Linked DNA regions of Mus musculus: region 2 is linked to region 1. A link is a loop called in an ENCODE intact Hi-C map of the cell type or tissue named here. Cell type or tissue: heart. All regions are shown on one strand.

Evidence for each region. A loop is a pair of places that touch in the nucleus more often than their neighbours do. Peaks named below come from ENCODE experiments on the same cell type or tissue, not always from the same donor. Only the 100,000 strongest peaks of a DNase experiment are listed, where the experiment ranks them.
Region 2: a loop joins it to region 1, with 2.5 times the contacts of the local background. A loop is called at or near these places in 6 of 42 quality-filtered maps.

What each region holds. Positions count from the first base shown.
Region 1 is chr4:117,681,075-117,683,574 of GRCm38, reverse strand. Dmap1 (DNA methyltransferase 1-associated protein 1) reads left to right here and starts at 1,350. Exons shown (of 11, transcript NM_023178.2): 1 at 1,350-1,361; 2 at 1,593-1,742; 3 at 2,210-2,301. The coding sequence starts at 1,638. In heart, a CTCF peak has its summit at 1,191; a DNase peak (open chromatin) is centred at 1,424; H3K4me3 peaks cover 1,923 bases; H3K27ac peaks cover 1,489 bases.
Region 2 is chr4:117,549,351-117,551,850 of GRCm38, reverse strand. It overlaps Eri3 (exoribonuclease 3), which reads right to left and starts at 1,486. Exons shown (of 9, transcript NM_080469.4): 1 at 1,121-1,486. The coding sequence starts at 1,255. In heart, no CTCF peak of the experiment used is centred here; a DNase peak (open chromatin) is centred at 1,560; H3K4me3 peaks cover 2,225 bases; H3K27ac peaks cover 1,780 bases.

The sequences.
Region 1 (2,500 bases):
CAGTTGAAATGACATACTCCCTTGTGAAAACAAGATAAGGGCTTCTAGTCATTCCTACATATTGACAACCTAAGTACATAGACATGTGGCGTGGTATGTGTGTGTATTACTATTGCTTCCATGAAACACCATGACCAAAAGCAAGTTGGGGAGGAAAGGGTTTATTTGGCTTATACTGCCACATTGCTATTTATCACCAAAGGAATTCAGGACAGGAATTCAAACAGGGTACGATCCTGGAGGCAGGAGCTGATGCAGAAGCTATGGAGAGGTATTGTTTACAGGCTTGCTTCTCCTGGCTTGCTCAGCCTTTTATAGAACCCAGGACTACTAGCTAAGGAATAACACCGCCCACAATGGGCTGGGCCATCCCCACTGACCACTCAATAAGAAGATGCCTTACAGCTGGATCTTAAAGGCAGTTTCTCAGTTAAGGTTTTCATCTATCAGATAACTCTAGTTTGTGTGTTGACAGTACAGTGTGTGTGTGTGTGTGTGTGTGTGTGTTGTACATTACACTGCCCCCCCCCCCAAAAAAAAAAGAGTCAAGATTCACAACTCATTTTAGGGGAATTGTAAATTAAATAAAGAAGTTAAGAGCCTGACCTGGTGGCACATTCCTGTAATCCCAGCACTTGAGAGGCAGGGGGATCGCTGTGAGTTAAGAGGCCACCCTGGGTGGTGGGGAAAGAAAAGGGATAGGAAGGAGGAGGCAGAGAGGGAGGGAGGGAGGGAGGGAGGAAGGGAGAGAGAGAGAGAGAGAGAGAGAGAGAGAGAGAGAGAGAGAGAGAGAGAGAGAGAGAGAGCTTCTATTTTACTCTCTTGGCAGCTGGAGAAGCTAGTTTAGCTCTGCTTTGAAAGTTTAGCACAATGGCAATGCCTGGTAATATAGAGAGGCACTGAATGAGCAGAGGCAATTACTATCATTAATCCAGTTAATTAAGAAAAAAAATAATGTTCCAGGCACTGTGCCATTGTTTTACATGGGTTATTGGTATTTCACTTAAGCAGGAGCTGTTACAATTTTCATTTTGTAAACAAATTAAGTGTTTTGAAATAGGTTTTGAGAAAATAAGTGACTTTTCAATGTCACAGAGTTCTCTTCAGGTTTTCTTTTCATTGCCCGGGACACAATGTAGAGAAATAGAAGGTAAATGTCAAAAGCAAGCCCCGCATCGCCTCGCGCGGATTCCTGGGAGCACAGCAGGAATTCCAGGCGAGCGACTCAGCCTGCCCGGTAGCTTGCACACTGGGTTGCTAGCCGGCTCCTGTTTGTCTAAGCACCGACCGGAAGTGTTTCTAAGGGTTGCGTTTCTACGACGCACAGCCGGAAGTTCCTATCCGTGGGTCTTCAGAGAGAGGTAATTTGAGGAGTGGGCTACAGCTGGGGGGACTCAGGTGTGGCTCCCCGGGGATGGCGAGGCAGGGAGGACAGTGTGACCGTAAGGGACACCTGCGCGGGGAGGCGGAGAACGAGGCAGCACCCAAACCTGGTGTGGACCATTCTGGCGCTGGCCTCTTCACCCTGCCCCCACTTGGAGCGGGAGTTGCAGGGACACCGCCCCCTTAACGGTAGCACAGTCTTTCTGCAGGTACCGACCCTTGACGTCGGGGTACTACCTCATCCCTCGGGCGTGATGGCTACGGGCGCAGATGTACGAGACATTCTAGAACTCGGGGGTCCAGAGGGAGATGCCGCCTCTGGGACCATCAGCAAAAAGGATATTATCAACCCGGACAAGGTAGCAGGGGCATTTGAGCGGGCTGAAGTGTGGGTGAAGGTGTTGGCGAAGGGATGGGAAGGGGTGTTACCAGAAGAGAGATGGTGGAAGTGATAATAAAAGGAGAGCTACAATGGAACAAGAGCATGCCACCCTTAATGTAACGAAGAGGGGACACTGGGAGGTGGGGACCAAGAGAGCGGGGAAACCGCCAACGGACGAGAGGACCGAGGGAACCTGACACTTGTAAGTTGTTGGGAAGAGAGAGCAAGACATTGTGACAGTCTTGAGGTGAGGGAAGGACTTTCTTCCCTGATAACTCAGACGCGAGCGGGGAGAGGAAACCTGTGCAGACGGTGTAGAGACGCTCCCATGAGTGGGTTCCCGGGACTTTAGTTCAGCATTTGTTTGTTCAGGTTGGGCTGGGTAAAAACTTCAAGGAAGGGTGGGTCTGGGCCATCATTTTTTCCCTGTGGTTTTCTTCCCAGAAAAAGTCCAAGAAGTCCTCAGAGACGCTGACCTTCAAGAGGCCTGAGGGCATGCATCGGGAGGTCTATGCTTTGCTTTACTCTGACAAAAAGCAAGTATTGGAATCCCAAGTCCTCCGTGTTTCCCCTAGCTCACCAGGCATAGCCCTATGTCCCTATTTTCTCTTCTACTTTCCCCCACGCCAGTATCCCCAACTAGGGCTCCTCCTGCAGGACAGCTCAGTGTCTTGCTCCAGGACATGACTTCCTTATTCTGGGGTAGACTGAGCTTCATGGCTTTAGAGGTTCTTC
Region 2 (2,500 bases), 130 kb after region 1:
CTGATTATTTACAGGATCTTTGGGCAGGAATTGTTAATGAGCTTTTAATTTGGAGTGCTTAAGTTGCCAAAGTGCTCTGAGCTCCAGTGAAGCACCACAGAATCCATAAAGGAAACCTTATCAATCACTTCCCGGCAGCTCCCTTCCCCCAGGCAGCACCTGCCGACAGGCAGCCAAGTGGGTTTCTAACCAAGATCACAGGCATACATTAGTGGAGTCACACTCCAAGTCACTGTTATAAATTGGCTTTTAAATGGTGGGCGATTCAAGTATAATATACTTAAGGTCCAAGACCGAGCCCACTAAAACAAGGTATACTGTGTATGATAAAGTCAGAATAAAGCTGAATTTGATGAAGCCAGTTTTCTGGTACAAACTCTACAGTCAAAAATCATTCGGCCAATCACAATCTACTACAGTTAAATAGCTTAGTCTTTGGCCAATGGGATTCATGTTTTGCTGCCCTTGGGCTGGGAAACCAATGAAATGCACTAGCAAATGCAAGCCACAAAAATGGTCAGAGACAATTATTGGCCCCAGTCATTGCGAAATCCAGCCTGAGGGGCAAGCTCTGTATCTCCAGATGAGGGGCCCCATACCCAGCATCTTCCAGGCCAACGTCGAGCAGCTGACATTTCACAAGAACTCAACCCAAGTCATGCTTTCTTTGTTTTAAGAAGACACCTGTTGCTGGACCACTTGCAATAAAGACATACAAAAAGCTACCTGGGTTAAGGCTCTTTCTCCACTCTGTCCACCTCTGTCCACCATTATTACCCACAGCTTGTGACTTACAAGGAAGTAAAGTGCTAGCATGTGTGCCTGTGCCAAGATGCGGAGGGGGTAGTCTATAAATAATTCCTTAATCTTCTACTTTATCTGGTCAAACCTCTCTCCTTCTCCAGAAATCTCAAACCAGGCCCTTTCATCAACTCACCCAGTCTCTCTCGCAAAGCCGAGCTCCCCCACCGCCCTCCCCAGCTATCCCTTCGCCCAGAGTTCTAACATCCAGGGTGAGCACCAGGCCAGAATCCCAGGCTCCTTAAGTGTGCGCGCCACGACCCACACCCCGCATGCATTAACCAGGGCCCAAGCTGGGGGCCCTCTCAATCTCACCCACCCCAGGGTGTTGCCCCCAGCTCGGGCCCATCCAGGTCCAGGGAAGCGTAAGGGGAGGGGCAGGGGGCCAGGAGACCAGCCCTCCTTCCCAGGGCCGCCCCCGCCCCCCGTCAGCTGCCGGAGAGGCTGTCGCCATGGCAACGCCCCCTCCTCCGGGCCAGCACGGCAGGCTCTCTCCAGGTGCAGGCCCCGGCGTCTCCCTCGGCCTCAGCAGACGCTCCGGGCAGTTGACGGCAGCGGGCACGGCCCGCGCCGCCTGCGGCGCTGGCCAGGCAGAAGCAGGGCCAGCTCCGCCCGCTTCCCACAGCCCGTTCCAGGCAGCCTCAACAGCGGCAGCCAGCACCACGAGTCCACAACACACCGACTCACCTCCGCGCACTCTGACCCCGACCGACGCGGTGGACGGGCGGGCGTGGTAGCCAACCGCTGAGCCCGCTGCTAGCGCCTTTGGCCAATGAGCTGGAGTAAGGCGGGGCTTCTTCTCTCCAAACGCTCTCTCTCCCGCCGACATGCGCGTTAAGGTGTGTCAAGATGGTGACCGTTGGCTCTGGGCCTTGTGGGACTTGTAGTTTAGAGGAGCCACGTATTCAAAAGAGAAAGGGAGGGTCACTTCTAAACAGTGAAAGGGGTTTTCTTAAAAAATAAATAAATGATAATAATAAAATAACCCGAAATCTTCGTCAGGCCTAAAATGACCCAGATGCTCTACTTATTTTCCCCACCTTGACTGTAGGCATTCGGTGAGTATGGGCTTAGGAGACATTCTCTTTAGGCGACACTTTTCTGTGATTCATTGTCAACAAGTAATCGTTATCTACTTTCTGATGCGGGCCTGAGGGAAATCTGGAAAGAAGGGAGGCGAATTCAGCTAAAAAGAAAATGCTGAGATTTCTGAAGGGCCTTTCTGAGGAGGAAGCTTCTGGCTTGTTGAGGCCCTCAGAGGAACTGTCAGGGTTAACAAGGTTTCTGGCCATAGCTGTAGTGGGTCTTTCACAGTCAGTCTCTCCAGGCAGCTGGGGAGAACTTCACCTAAAGCGATGGGTGAGTGTCTCCATCTTAGCTGTGCTTCTCTGGGAATCCACGTTATGAAATGGGAAGCATCAGTCTTAAGCCACTGGTGATTTTGACAGCCTCTCAGTCAGATCCATCTTAGGAGCCATCTTCAGTTACCAAGCTCCTCTGTCTGCCACCTGCTATTTTCCTTTAAGACAGCTAATATCAGTTCTGGACCCTGCCACCTCTGAGATCTTAATATAATGGTTCCTGCCTGAGCTGGAAATGCCTGTAATCCCCATATCAGAGAATGCCTTCTTTAATCTCATGCACATAATGGGTTAGATGGTTCTACTGTGAACCTACAGAACTGAGCACAGCACTTTAC